2 separate regions of the Homo sapiens genome follow, and region 2 is linked to region 1. A link is an interaction called in ENCODE POLR2A ChIA-PET data of the cell type or tissue named here. Cell type or tissue: Panc1. All regions are shown on one strand.

Region 1 (8,000 bases):
AACCTCCACCCCGAGTTCAAGCAGTCCTCTCACTTCAGCCTCCCAAGTAGCTGGGGCTACAGGCATACACCACCACGCTTGGCTAATTTTTGTATTTTTGGTTGAGATGGGGTCTCGCCCTGTTGGCCAGGCTGGTCTCGAACTCCTGAACTCAACGATCTGGCTACCTCAGGCTCCCAAAGTACTGGGATTACAGGCTACTGGGAGCCACCACGCCCAGCCCAAATAAGCTTTTAAATTGACTTCTCTATTGTAGACTAGTATTTCTTAAAATAGTCACATTTAATTTTATAAAGTAAAAATAAATCTGGCTATAAATGACATTGTTAGGGCTCTGCCATCAGCTGTGGAGGTTGGGGGAGATGGCAATGCACAAGTAGCTACTTTTAGGCTGGATATGCCAGACCTCTATTAGTGAACTCTGTACCTCTGGGAGGATGGTTGGCATTCACACCCTACTGATTTTTAATCCCATAATACCATGTGCCCTTTTCCCATGATGTGATGAGAATTGTTACCTTTAACCATTTGAGGTTTTGTTTTGTTTCAGACAGGGTCTTGCTCTGTCACCGAGGCTGGAGTGCAGTGGCATGATCTCGGCTCACTGCAACCTCTGCCTCCTGCCTCAAGCGATTCTCCTGCCTCAGCAACCTGAGTAGCTGGGATTACAGGCATGCACCACCATGCCCGGCTAATTTTTGTATTTTCAGTAAAGATGGGGTTTCTCCATGTTGGCCAGGCTGGTCTTGAACTCCTGATGTCAGGTGACCCACCATCTTGGCCTCCCAAAGTGCTGGGATTACAGGCATGAGCCGCCATGCCCAGCCCATTTGAGTTGTATAATAGTGGATAAAATTCAGAAACATTAATGCCCCAGTTCTGCTTAATAACTAGCTTTGCACAGGCAAATAGTCACAGATTATGTCTATACTTGAAATCCAAGGAGGAAATCAAAACACATGCACCACCTAATCTACTTCTCTGTCTACTTTCCTCAACCTACCCAATAGCTGCATTTTGGCACTTTGGCCAACCTCCAAGAGTGGTTTACAAAGCAAAATATCTTGTGGAGGAGTTCTCATATTCATAAGATCAGGTTTCTTTGTATATCTGGTGAGAAGAGAGTGTAACCAGGAAGGCAGATGAAGCCATTTTTTAAATCAAAAGAACATCTTACTGCCTATGAGTCTTTACCTGTCTTGCTACTGATGCCACCACAAGTGTCTTGAAGGGAAGGACAGGAAAGTTTTGGGGAAAGTGATAGAGTAAGGAGCTTTCATGCTCTAGGCTTCCCCATGATCACTAATGGCAATGCAACTCTTTGGAAGAGTAACTCATTTGGTCATAGATACCAAGTTTAAAAATATTCACACTCTGAAAACAGGATAATACCACCTGCCCCCTGATTACCCGACAGAGGCTTTGCAAATATGAATATGAATATAAAAAGTTACACAGATTTTAAGTATTTGCCATTCAATAAATATTTACTAACCATCAAGATGTGCATGGCATTTCACTCATCTGGAGATACCGAGGTAATCCCCTGCCCTTGTGTATTTCATAGCTGTTTGGGAGACACACATAAGTAAATGGGCATTAGATACAAGATGATGTGAAGATGTCTTTGCTGCCGCCTCCTCCCCTATTGGAAGAACCCAAAGTTAAGAAAGACAAGGTCAGGCCAGGAACTATGGCTCACGCCTGTAATCCCAGCACTTTGGGAGTCCAAGGCGGGCAGATCACAAGGTCAGGAGACCGAGACCATCCTGGCTAACATGGTGAAACCCCGTCTCTACTAAAAATACAAAAAAAAATTAGCTGGGCGTGGTGGAGGCACCTGTAGTCCCAGCTACTCGGGAGGCTGAGGCAGGAGAATGGCATGAACCCAGGAGGCGGAGCTTGCAGTGAGCCGATTGCGCCACTGCACTCCAGCCTGGGCAACAGAGCGAGACTCCATCTCAAAAAAAAAAAAAAAAAAACAGAAAAGAAAAATATAAAAATTTAGCCAGACGTGGTGGGGGGTGCCTGTAATCCTAGCTACTCAGGAGGCTGAGGCAGGAGAATCGCTTGAATCTGGGGGGTGGAGGTTGCAGTGAGCTGAGATCGTGCCACTGCACTCCAGCCTGGGTGACAGAGTGAGATTCCGTCTCAAAAAAAAAAAAAAAGAGAAAAAGAAAAAGACAAAAAATTAGCCAGACATGGTCGGGGGTGCCTGTAATCCTAGCTACTCAGGAGGCTGAGGCAGGAGAATCGTTTGAACCCAGGAGACAGAGGTTGTAGTGAGCAGAAATCGCGCCATTGCACTCCAGCCTGGGGGATAAAGTGAGACTCCATCTCAAAAAAGAAATGAAAAAAGAAGGTCAAAACTGATAATTGCTAGAGAACTCAAGAAAGGCTTAGGAACAGAAGGCCCCAGGTAGGAACGGATTGTTTAAAAGGAAGAGTTAGACTTCACAGGCCACCTTGATTCCACATTTTTAGGTGACCACATCCTGTCTACCGCCCAACAACACACACACACACTTTAGGTTTATTTTATAGAGAAAAAGAACCAGAGAGGCACTGAACTGGGGGACACTAGGCACTGAGGAGAGAATGAGGTATCACTGAGCGCAGGGAGAGGAAGTGGAGTCGGCATGCTCAACGGCAAAGTGAGACCTGCTCACCCTTTCCCAAGGTGTGAGATGCCACGGTCAGGGCCATAGTCCCATCATCACCGTGTGCTGCTGTGACTCACAGCACATTACAATTGATTATCTGCACCAACATTTAATATCAATCCCTCTATTAGACTGCAAATACCACAAGGTCAGAAATCATGCCTGATTTGTGTCCCAACATTACCCAGCACCAGCACAGTGCCTGGATCTTGCTATAGAAGCAATGGTACCTGAGCACCTCAGACAGATCAAAAATACTGGCTAGAGGGAAGCATAGGGATTGTAGCTATATAAAAGCTTAGATTCTTTTTAAAATATGCTTTTATTTTTTCAAGACGGAATTTTGCTCTTGTCACCCAGGCTAGAGTGCAGTGACGCGATGTTGGCTCACTGCAACCTCCGCCTCCTGGGTTCAAGTGATTCTCCTGCCTCAGCCTCCCGAGAAGCTGGGATTGCAGGCACACACCACCACACCCGGCTAATTTTTGTAATTTTAGTAGAGACAGGGTTTCACCATGGTGGCCAGGCTGGTCTCGAACTCTTGAACTCAGGTGATCCACCCACCTCGGCCTCCCAAAGTGATGGGATTACAGGCATGAGCTACTGCGCCTGCCCTAAAATATGCTCTTCTTTTATATGTACTGCTACCAATAATCTACATTTAAAAATAAAGCGGAGGTAATGCACATGTTAATTAGGTCAATTTCACCTTCCACAATGAATACATATTTCAAAACATCATGTTGTACACAACAAATACAATTTTGTCAACTAAAATAAATTTAAAATAAAGCAGACGAGATGTATATTATACACACACACACATATAAGCACACTTCTGTATATGCACTGATATCTGTGGAAGGTGCACAAAAGGGAGTGGTTACCTTGGTGGCGGTTAAGGCTGGGGGGTCAAAAGTGAGATCACTTTTCAATTCACCTTTGTACTATTTGATTTTATTACTAAATGAATATATTACCCCCCATTAAAAGAAAAAACTTTGTGTCTGTTTCTATTGCTACTGGACTGCAGCTATCAAGGCTACTTGATTAGAGTCCTTTTGGAGGTCATTCTTTGCATGGAGCCCCAACAGAGTTCCCCAGGCAGAGTGTGGTGAGCTCCCAGCTGCATTATCTTCCCAGACTTGCCAGGACAACTAAGTGTTTTCATGGCCCATAACCTCATTAGCTTAGTTAGGGTGTCCCACCTGGTTTTCCCAGCCATAACAATTATGGAAAATGTTTATTATTTCCCTTTTGTGGATAGTCTCTTTTACTAAAATTGTGAGCATCAGTTTCTGATTAAAATTCCTCCTTTTGTGGTTGTTTTATTTTTTCTTTGATTGAGTGCCTTGGGAATAATAATAATAGCTGGGTTTTTTTTTTTTTTTTTTTTTTTTTTTTGGAGATTTGCTCTGCTCTGTCGCCCAGGCTGGAGTGCAGTGGCACAATCTCGGCTCACTGCAAGCTCCACCTCCTGGGTTCACGCCATTCTCCTCCTGAGTAGCTGGGACTACAGGCGCCTGCCACCACGCCCGGCTAATTTTCTGTATTTTTAGTAGAGATGAAATTTCACTGTGTTAGCCAGGATGCTCTCAATCTCCTGACCTCATGATCCACCTGCCTCGGGCCTCCCAAAGTGCTGGGATTACAGGCTTGAGCCACCAGGCCTGGCCTTTTTTTTTTTTTTTTTTTGAGACAGGGTCTTGCTCTGTCGCCCAGGCTGGAGTGCAGTGGTGCAATCTCTGCTCACTGCAACCTCTGCCCCCAGAGTTCTAGCGATTCTCCTGCCTCAGCCTCCCAGGTAGCTGGGATTACAAATGCCTGCCACCACGCCCAGCTAATTTTTTTGTATTTTTAGTAGAGACGGGGTTTCGCCATGTTGGCCAGTCTGGTCTCGAACTCCTGACCTTAGGTGATCCACCCACCTTGGCCTCCCAAAGTGCTAGGATTACAGACGTGAGCCACCACACCTGGCCAATAATGATAATAGTTATAGTAGCTAATATTGTTTGCTTAGTAAGTATATTAGTTTATAAGGCTCCCATAACAAAGCACCACAGACTGGGTGGCTTAAACAAAAGAAATCTATTTTCTCACAGTTCTGGAGGCTAGAAGTCTAAGATGAAGGTGTTGGCAGCATTGGTTTCTTCTGAGGCCTCTCTCCTTGGCTTGTAGATGGCCGTCTTCTCCCTGTACCATCACTTTTGGTCTCCTTCTGTGTCTGTCTGGGTCCAAATTTCCTCCTCTTATCAAGGACACCAGTCCTACTGAATCAGAGCCCACCCTAAAAACCTCATTTTTAATTTAACTGCCTCTTTGAAGACACTATCTGCAAATACAGTCACATTCTGAGATACATAGGATTAGAGCTTCAACATATGAATTTGAGGGGGTCAAAATTCAGCCCATAATAATATGTATAAGGCAATACGCTAATTGCTTTACAAATATCTCATTTATATCTGACAGCCAATTGCATGCAAGAACGCTGATGCATGGAGAGATTAAGCAATAAGATTAGGTAGTAGGCGGTAGAGTCATAATTCAAATCCAGGCAGACAGACTCCAGATCCCGCACTCTCCACCACCACCCACACTACATATGGGCTTTCTTCATTCATTCTACCAGATCCATTCAAATTTCCCAAAGGAGGGAAAATGAAGTGCCTGCTGTCACAAGCAAATAGAAAAACACCATTCTCCAAGCCAGTGAGAGGTAGCAGAGGGGCCCCAGCTAGTCCTCAAGTCTGTCCTTGTGAACCATAGTCTCTTACTCCATCCTTACCGCCCCAGGGAGCCTCTAGCAGTGAGTGGTGTGGTCAGAGGTTGGCCACTAAGTCTATGCTCATGCCTGACCAAATCCATGAAGATGAAGTAGGAGTGGGATGACAGAGTCAGCCCCTAATTCCTCATGGAAAGCACAGGGGGCAAAACTTGAATATCACATAGTCATACTTAGGAGCTTGAAATCCAATCCTCTCCTGCCCAGTGGCAAGACTTCTAGAGTGCTGTTTTAGGAGCCAGAAAAGGTCAAGGTTTGCCCAGCATATCTGGCATGAGGCAAAGTATCTAGAGGAAGATCTCTGCCAGAGCAGAGTGCAAAGCTGTAAACTCAAGTCACTGAAAGCAGAGATGGCAGCAGTCAAGGACACCTGGAGTGTCATTTATTATAATTGCTTAGATAAGACAAAGGAGAGTGTGGTCATTTAGTCTCTCTCCACTAAGTTCAGCTTCAACTTCCCCACTTACAAAATATCCTTTCCTAAGTGATATGGTTTGGCTGTGTCTCCACCCAAATTTCATCTTGAATTGAAGCTCCCACAATTCCCACGTGTTGTGGAAGGAACCCAGTGGGAGGCAACTGAATCATGGGGGCAGGTCTTTCCTGTGCTGTTCTCTGGCAGTGAGCAAACCTCACAAGATCTGATGGCTTTATAAGGGATTTCCCCTTTCGCTTGGCTCTCATTCTCTCTTGCTGCAGCCACTTAAGATGTGCCTTTCACAGGGCCTTTCCGCCGTGATTGTGAGGCCTCCCCAGCCACGTGGAACTGAGTCCATTAAACCTCTTTTTCTTTACAAATTACCCAGTCTCAGGTATGTCTTTATCAGCAGTGTGAAAACAGACTAATACAGTGAGTTGGTACTAGAGTGGGGTGCTGCTGTAAAGATACCCAAAACCTGGAACTGGATAACAGGCAGAGAGGGTGGAGCAGTTTAGAGAGCTCAGAAGACAGGAATATGTGGGAAAGTTTGGAACTTCCTAGAGACTTGTTGAATGGCTTTGACCAAAATGCTGATAATGATATGGAAATCCAGGCTGAGGTGGTCTCAGATGGAAATGAGGAACTTGTTGGGAACTACAGTGAAGGTGATTCTTGCTATGTTTTAGCAAAGAGACTAGTGGGATTTTGCACCTGCCCTAGAGATTTGTGGAACTTTGAATTAAGGGAGATAGTTTAGGGTATCTGGTGGAAGTGAGGGAAGAGAGAGACCCTCTCATATTGTTTTATATTCAGTACCTGTTTTAAAAAAAATAATAAATAAACAAAAAAAAACAAGGAAATAAAATCAAAGACAGCCCAGCGCCAGGCCCAAAACTGGACCTGGGCCTGCCTGGCCTAAACCTAGTAGATAAAAATCAACTCATGACTTAGAAACCGATGTTATTCATAGATTCCAGACATTGTATAGAAGAACATTGTGAAACTCCCTGCCCTGTTCTGTTTCTCTCTGACCACCGGTGCATGCAGCCCCTGTCACGTACCCCTTGCTTGCTCAAATCAATCATGACCCTTTCATGTGAAATCTTCAGTGTTGTGGGCCCTTAAAAGGGATAGAAATTGTGCACTCGAGGAGCTCGGATTTTAAGGCAGTAGCTTGCCGATGCTCCCAGCTGAATAAAGCCCTTCCTTCTACAACCTGGTGTCTGAGAGGTTTTGTCTGCAGCTCATCCTGCTACATTTTTTGGTTCCCTGACTGGGAAACGAGGTGACTGATGGATGGCTGAGGCAGCCCCTTAGGCGGCTTAAGCCTGCCCTGTGGAGCATCCCTGCGGGGGACTCCGGCCAGCCTGAGTGCCGCGATCCAAAGAGGGCTCCCGGGTAGGAAATTTCCACAGTGGAACGCCTCACCAGAGCAGCCCGTAGCAGGCCCCCATGGAGGATTAACACAGTGGCTGAACACCAGGAAGGAACTGGCATTTGGAGTCTGGATATCTGAAACTTGGTAAGACTAGTCTTTGGAACTTGCCCCACTCCATCTGAGTGGAAGCGTGGCCTGATCACCCACGGTGTGCCTGTATTGGCACCTTTGTTCTGGTTTTGACTTGGCTTGACTTGGTAGGACTAGTCTTTGGAACTTACCCCACTCCACCTGAGTGGAAGCGTGGCCTGATCACCCACGGTGTGCCTGTATTGGCACCTTTGTTCTAGTTTTGACTTGACTTGAATTGCTGGATACTTTGGTTTTGGTTTTGACCTGGCTTGGATTTCTGGAAACTCTGATTTTGGTTTTGATTTTGGTTTGGTGTAAACTGCAAAAGTGTGTGTGTGCCCTTTTTAACTGTTCTTTGTTTTGTGGTGTGTGTGTGGTGTGAGCGTGTTGTTTTGTCTCAAAGAAGCATGGGCCAGGCACAAATAAGCCCAACCCACTAGGAACTATGTTGAAAAATTTCAAGAAAGAATTTAAGGGAGATTATGGTGTTACTGTGACACCAGGAAAACTTAGAACTTTGTGTGAAATAGGCTGGCCAGCATTAGAGGTGGGTTGGCCATCAGAAGGAAGCCTGGACAGGTCCCTTGTTTCAAAGGTATGACACAAGGTAACCTGTAAGCC
Region 2 (8,000 bases), 220 kb before region 1:
TACACACATGTATATGGATGACATTTGTTTTGTTTTTAGAAAAACATTTAACTTGACTTTTCTATTACATATGTATCAGGTACATTTATTCAACATCATTTTTTAAAAACGTTAGTATACTTTTTAAAAAAGTATATTGAGTATACACAGTATATTGTATATTGAGTATGTACAGTAAAATTAACCTTTTTTAGCATTCAGTCCCATGAGTTTTGATGAATGCATACAATAATGCAACCATCACGATCAAGATATAGAACAGGTCCATCACCCTCAAACTGTCTTTGTGCCTGATTGTAGTTTAGAGGCACTTGCTCCTTCTCCAGCAATCACTGAACTATTTTCAATCCCTACAGTTTTGCCTTTTTTGGTTTTTTTTGGAGACAGAGTCTCACTCTGTCGGCCAGGCTGGAGTGCAGTGGCACGATCTCGGCTCACTGCAACCTCCATCTCCCAGGCTCAAGCAATTCTCCTGCCTCAGTCTCCAGAATAGCTGGGATTACAGGGGTGTGCCACCATGCCCAGCTAATTTTTGTATTTTTAGTAGAGATGGGGTTTCACCATGTTGGCCAGGCTGGTCTCAAACTCCTGACCTTAGGTGATCTGCCCACCTTGGCCCCCTACAAAGTGCTAGGATTACAGGCGTGAGCCACTGGGCCCAGCCCAGTTTTGCCTTTTCTACAATGCTACATAAATGGAATCATACATTTGCTTTTTGAGCCTGGCTTCTTTCACTCAGCCTAATGCTGCTGCAATTCATCCATGTTTTCTGCATATATTTGTAATTTGGTCCTTTTTATTGCTCAGTAGTATTCTATTCTATGGATGTACATTATATGAATGTTCGTTGATCTGTTTACCAGTTGATAGACAATAGGGTTGTTTCCAGTTTTTGGTAGTTATGAATAAAGTTGATATAAACATTGAATTTCAGGTTTTTGAGTACATACATATGAGTGAGACTGCTAATAGAAGACATCTTTTTTAATGGCTGCATTTTACTTCAGGACTGAAATGTATATGTACATTTATTCATTCAATCAACAAATATTAAATACTTACACTATAGTAGATAATGAGAGTACAGTGAACATACTGTTGGTCAGTGTTAGTCCTAATCCTCATGGAATTTGCTTTTAGGCAAACTCCTATAAATAGGCATATAAATTACTTCCAATTCCCCCATCATACACAATTAATTTTTTTTACCTCAATTCTATCATTACCAATCATCTGCCATTTTTCCCAATATTTTCCTAGGAGTTTTCAAGGAAACAAATGAGGTCCTAGGCAGTAGTCTTGGTTGAGAGAGCTGCATATCTCTAAGAATGGCACTATATTGGAGATGGGGCGGTCGACTAGTCCCAGGAAGCTGTTGCAATTTGATGTAGGGAACCTGCGATCATCATTCATAGTCCTAGGACAGTTGTTTTCAAAATTTAGTATACATCAGAATCTTGTTGAAACACAGATTTCTGGGCTCCACTTCTCATTCTGCAGGTCTGGGATGGGGTCCAAGAGTCTGTGTGTGTGTATATATATAATTTGAGATGGAGTCTCGCTCTGTTGCCCAGGCTGGAGTGCAGTGGCGTGATCTTGACTCACTGCAAACTCCGCCTCCTGGGTTCACGCCATTCTCCCGCCTCAGCCTCCCAAGTAGCTGGGACTACAGGCGCCTGCCACCATGCCCTGCTAATTTTTTGTATTTTTAGTAGAGACGGGTTTTCACCGTGTTAGCCAGGATGATCTCGATCTCCTGACCTCGTGATCCGCCTGCCTCAGCCTCCCAAAGTGCTGGGATTACAGGTGTGAGCCACCATGCCCGGCCAAGAGTCTGTATTTTCAACAAGTTCCCAGGTGAGGCTAATGCTGCTTGTCCCAGGAACATACTTTGAGAACTGTTCTAAGTTATTTCTGGCAGTTTCTGAGCCTGATAATCTTAAACTTGGATGCTCTTTCATCTCCTGTCAGGAATTCGGAGATCTAGAAGTATTAACAGCTATCTTTGAAGTTACTGACGTAGAAAAAAACTCCTGTGGGCCAGGGACTCCTCTGCAGGATCACCTGACAATTGTAGTTCTTCAAGACTTTATTTTCATTTCTCTTATCATCTTCAGGTAGGTTCTTCCCTGAGTTACACGAGTTGGCAGGGTGGCATGTTATCTGGCACCTCTCAGCACCACAAACAGCACAGAAGGGCTTCCTGCTTTGAAGGATTCTACTAGAGCAGGGTCTTAATATCAAACTTAAGAGTTACATCCTCTAGGTTAGAGGTGGCTAGGTTTCCTAGGTGGGAAGCCTTGTGAAAGTTCTGGGGTATTCACCTGAGACTTCAGAAGGGCTAGGGGGAATATGCTTACCCTGGATTTAGGGGTAGGGGGAGTCTTGGGCACATGAGCTGGCTGCAGGGGCCAGGTCCCACAGGCAGAGGAGCCACAGTTGCTTGTCATTGTTGGTGAGTATAAAGCTAACTGCAGTAAAAGGCTTTTTGGTTTCCTTCCCTTAGCTAGTTTGATGGGCAGGTTTAGTGAAGGGATCCCTGGTTTCATTCCCCTCATAAGAGGTTTCAAATCAGTTTTACCATTCACTAGCTCCACCACCAACTAATTAGTTCTTGGGAAATTTCCTCATCTGTAAAATGAGGACAATCCCCCTACCTCTCAGGGTTATTGTGAAGAATAATGAATAAATGAATAATAAATGAATATAGTAACATATGTAAAGTAGTTAGTGTGGTACCTGACACACAGTAGGCCCTTCTTTATCTAACGGGAACATGGATCCCACGTGGGGAAGCTGCAGTACGCCATTCTGTGGGAACTCCAGTTGCCTCATCACAAAGTATGCCTAATTCTCCCATATAAGGGTACTGACATTACTGTCTTTGAAAAATGAGACTAACTAGCTTTGGGGGCCTGCTGTTAAGTCACTCACAAGAACATGCATTTTCTGGAGGACATGTAAGATTGGAGCCTATATTAGCTGACAGGATAAGAGCCACACCACATTAGCACTTGAAGACTTGCAGGATCTAGGACAACTATTCACAATATGGAACTTTCGTTTTTGAGCTAGAAGGAACAGGGCTGATTTATTTCAATCACTCATTCTACAGATTATCCTGGGAGGTTAAGTAACCTGCTCGGTGTCAGAGAACATTGTAATATTTAGGGTTCCTCTGAGCAGGTCTTGTTTTCAGCCACTCCATTCTTTCTGAATTTTGCCCCTTTTGTCAGTAAAGCACTTCCTCTATTACCTTTTTATTTTATATATACATACACAAAATGAGGAGAAATTCATTAGCACCATTTTGTGGCTCCATAATCTTGCTTAGAAAAGGATTTTGGAAGAGTACAAATGTAAGGTAAGTTGGAAGAGAATGTAGGTTGGTGAGACAGAAGCACTGGCACTCCTCTCTGCTCCCATCTGTCATTCCCAGATACTCTAAAAGGTTATACTACTTATAGGTTTACTATAAGCATTATTCCAACAACCTGATTTTAGCTAGTTGGCAGTTTAGTACCTATGCTTATATTCCAATTTTATGTTTTAACATTCAGGAATCTTTTCTTGATGCCTTAGACATGTCTTAGCCAGTGAAAATAATTTTTCCCCATATCAGTAACTTAAGACAATCAGCCCTCTTTTTAAAAAGTCTATGAAACATAAGCTTTAGGTATATCACAGAGTATTTGTTTTATAAAGGGAGGTTTCCTTTCTGTTCTTTTAAAAAATAAGCTTAAAAAAAAAAGCACAAACAAACTCTGTCAGCAGAGAAAGTGGTAAATAATTTCAGAATGGTATGGGAGAGTAGACTCTTGTCCCCCAACACTCAGTGTTCCCATTACATTTGCTGAGAGCTAAGGAGCCCTCACAGACAAGATACCTATTACAGGAGAGCTTGACTCCTCAACTCCCCCTAGCAGAGGAATAATTTCGGAAGAGTATACATGAAGTATACTATGTCCCCCGACTGTTTACTCTGAGTTCCTGCTACTTTTGCTGAGAGAGCTAAGGACCCATCACAGACAAAATCCCTATTACAAGATAACTCGACTACCCATTTTCAACAGAGAGGAAGATGAGTGGTGGTATTCCCTAGAATTCTAATTGCAAAAGAGGCATTTTTCTGGCCGAGTGTGGTGGCTCACACCTATAATCCCAGCACTTTGGGAGGCTAAAAGCAAACTTGAGGCCAGGAGTTTGAGACCAACCTGGGTAACAAAGCAAGACCCCTCCTCTAAAAAAAGAATTAAAGAAAAAAAATTTTAAAAAATTAGCCAGGCATTGTGGTGTGCACCTGTAGCCCTAGCTACTCAGGAGGCTGAGGCAAGAGGATCACTTGAGCCTAGGAGTTAGAGGCTGTAGTGAGTTATGATTGTGCCACTGCACTCCAGCCTGGGCGACAGAATGAGAGTCTAATTTAAAAAAAAAAAAGAAAAGAAAAAAAAATTTTTTTTTGAGACGTAGTTTCACTCTTGTTGCCCAGGCTAGAGTGCAGTGGCGTGATCTCGGCTCACAGCAACATCCGCCTCCCGGGCTCAAGAGATTCTCCTGCCTCAGCCTCCCAAATAGCTGGGATTACAGACATGCGCCACCACGCCTGGCTAATTTTATATTTTTAGTAGAGATGGGGTTTCTGCATGTTGGTCAGGCTGGTCTCAATCTCCCAACCTCAGGTGATCTGCCCACCTTGGCCTCCCAAAGTGCTGGGATTACAGGCGTTAGCCACCGTGCCCAGCCAGAAAAAAATTTTTTTAAAAGAGGCATTTTCTCATTGAAACAATGTTAAAAATGATGGGTAAGTTTCCCTAAACTATGAATTAGATAAGTTATGGAGAGCTGGCCTGAAAACCTAGTAGCCATTTTAAGATTGTTTCTATGAAAAACACATTTGTAGGTCCAAAAATTGGCTTACCACCAAATTTTTGAAATATATTCTATCATAGATTAGGAAATGGAGGGATTTTTAAAAATTTTCATGTACACAAATTCTTTCAAGTGGGGTTTCTGTTCCAAGATGGCCAAATAGGAACAGCTCCGATCTGCAGCTCCCAGCATGACTGACGCAGAAGACAGGTGATTTCCGCATTTCCAACTGAGGTACCTGGTTCATCTCATTGGGACTGGTTGGACAGTGGGTGCAGCCCACGGAGGGCAAGCCAAAGCAAGGCGGGGCATCACCTCACCTGGGAAGCGCAAGGGGTTGGGGGATTTCCCTTTCCTAGCCAAGGGAAGCAGTGACAGACTGTACCTGGAAAAATGGGACACTTCTGCCCTAATACTGCACTTTTCCCACGGTCTTAGCAACCAGCAGACCAGGAGATTTTCTCCTGTGCCTGGCTCAGTGGGTCCCATGCCCACAGAGCCTTGCTCACTGCTAGCGCAGCAGTCTGAGATCAACCTGCGAGGCTGCAGCCTGGCTGGGGGAGGGGCGTCCACCATTACTGAGGCTTGAGTAGGTAAACAAAGCGGCCAGGAAGCTCCAACTGGGCAGAGCCCAGTGCAGCTCAGCACTGTCTACTGCCTCTATAGACTTCACCTTTGTGGGCAGGGCATAGCTAAACAGAAGGCAGCAGAAACTTCTGCAGACTTAAATGTCCCTGTCTGACAGCTCTGAAGAGAGCAGTGGTTCTCCCAGCATGGTGTTTGAACTCTGAGAACGGACAGGCTGCCTCCTCAAGTGGGTCCCTGACCCCCATGTAGCCTAACTGGGAGACATCTGCAGTAGGGGCCAACAGACACCTCATACAGGTGGGTGCCCCTCTGGGATGAAGCTTCCAGAAGAAGGATCAGGCAGCAATATTTGCTGTTCTGCAGGCTCCGCTGGTGATACCCAGGCAAACAGGGTCTGGAGTGGACCTCCAGCAAACTCCAACAGTCCTGCAGCTGACGGACCTGTTAGAAGGAAAACTAACAAACAGAAAGGAATAGCATCAACATCAACAAAAAGGACATCTACACCAAAACCCCATCTGTAGGTTACCAACATCAAAGACCAAAGGTAGATAAAACCACAAAGATGGGGAGAAACCAGAGCAGAAAAGCTGAAAATTCTAAAAACCGGAGCGTCTCTTCTCCTCCAAAAGATCACAGCTCCTCGCCAGCAATGGAACAAAGCTGGATGGAGAATGACTTTGATGAGTTGACAGAAATAGGCTTCAGAAGGTCGGTAGTAACAAACTTCTCTGAGCTAAGGGAGCATGGTCTAACCCATCGCAAGGAAGCTAAAAACCTTGAAAAAAGGTTAAACGAATGGCTAACTAGAATAAACAGTGTAGAGAAGACCTTAAATGATCTGATGAAGCTGAAAAGCATGGCACGAGAACTTCGTGATGCATGCACAAGCTTCAATAGCCGATTCGATCAAGTGGAAGAAAGGGTATCAGTGATTGAAGATCAAATTAATTTGAAATAAAGCAAGAAGACAAGTTTAGAGAAAAAAAGAGTAAAATGAAACGAACAAAGCCTCCAAGAAAATATGGGACTTACATGAAAAGACCAAATCTATGTCTGATTGGTGTACCTGAAAGTGACGGGGAGAATGGAAGCAAGTTGGAAAACACTCTTCAGGATATTATCCAGGAGAACTTCCCCAACCTACCAAGGCAGGCCAACAGTCAAATTCAGGAAATACAGAAAATACCACAAAGATACTCCTCGAGAACAGCGACCCCAAGACACATAATTGTCAGATTCACCAAGGTTGAAGTGAAGGAAAAAATGTTAAGGGCAGCCAGAGAGAAAGGTTGGGTTACCCACAAACGGAAGCCCATCAGACTAACAGTGGATCTCTCAGCAGAAACCCTACAATCCAGAAGAGAGTGGGGGCCGATATTCACACATTCTTAAAGAAAAGAATTTTCAACCCAGAATTTCATATCCAGCCAAACTAAGCTTCATAAGTGAAGGACAGATAAAATCCTTTACAGACAAGCAAATGCTGAGAGATTTTGTCACCACCAGGCTTGCCTTACAAGAGCTCCTGAAGGAAGCACTAAACATAGAAAGGAACACCGGTACCAGCCACTGCAAAAACATGCCAAATTGTAAAGACCATCAATGCTATGAAGAAACTGCATCAATTAATGGGCAAAATAACCAGCTAACATCATAATGACAGGATCCAATTCAAACATAACAATATTAACCTTAAATGTAAATGGGCTAAATGCCCCAATTAAAAGACACAGACTAGCAAATTGAATAAAGAGTCAAGACCCATCAGTGTGCTGTATTCAGGAGACCCATCTCACATGCAGAGACACACATAGGCTCAAAATAAAGGGATGGAGGAAGATCTACCAAGAAAATGGAAAGCTAAAAAAAGCAAGGGTTGCAATCCTAGTCTCTGACAAATTATTTCAAGTGCACATTAAGCAACAAGCATTTTTTGAGTTCCTGAACATCTGTTGCATCAACAATCACAGTACCTGTACTAACATATTACTAAAGACTCAAACAAAACTTGGAGGTTCATGTTATTTGCTTTATTTCTGTATATGTTAACAGTTTTTCATTAAAAAAATTTTTTAAAACTCTTCAAACATAAATTCCATGAATCCACAAAAGATCAACTTAGGCTGAAATTGGGTGGCAATGTAAATAAAGAACCTCTAATAAAAAGAAAAATCTTGAATTTTGAATTGCATCCACAATATAGACAGCAAACCAACTATCAAAATGTTGAAAACATTTGAAATAATGCATCTATATTGGATCTTCCAAAATCTCACATAACTATTGTTCACAATTAAGAATGCCTTTCAAATGGTTACATGTGACTTTTTTTTTTTTTTTTTGAGATGGAGTCTCGCTCTGTCGCCCAGGCTGGAGTGCAGTGGCACAATCTTGGCTCACTGCAACCACCACCTTCCAGGTTCAAGTGATTCTCCCGCCTCAGCCTCCCAAGTAGCTGGGATTATAGGTGCTTGCCACCATGTCTGGCTAATTTTTGTATTTTTAGTAGAGATGGGGTTTCGCCATGTTGGCCAGGCTGG

Evidence for each region. ChIA-PET counts read pairs that join two places held together with the same protein. Peaks named below come from ENCODE experiments on the same cell type or tissue, not always from the same donor. Only the 100,000 strongest peaks of a DNase experiment are listed, where the experiment ranks them.
Region 2: POLR2A ChIA-PET joins it to region 1 with 6 read pairs; 3 of 35 experiments call an interaction of 5 or more read pairs at or near these places.

The regions. Positions count from the first base shown.
Region 1 is chr6:111,289,271-111,297,270 of GRCh38, reverse strand. LOC124901376 (a long non-coding RNA gene) reads right to left here. Exons shown (of 2, transcript XR_007059706.1): 1 at 7,539-8,000; 2 at 5,800-7,425. Among named protein-coding and RNA genes, the nearest start is that of SLC60A2, 34 kb to the right of the region's middle. In Panc1, no CTCF peak of the experiment used is centred here; no DNase peak of the experiment used is centred here.
Region 2 is chr6:111,504,872-111,512,871 of GRCh38, reverse strand. It overlaps TRAF3IP2-AS1. Among named protein-coding and RNA genes, the nearest start is that of REV3L, 26 kb to the right of the region's middle. RefSeq lists enhancers at 4,882-5,404, 5,405-5,928. In Panc1, no CTCF peak of the experiment used is centred here; no DNase peak of the experiment used is centred here; H3K27ac peaks cover 428 bases.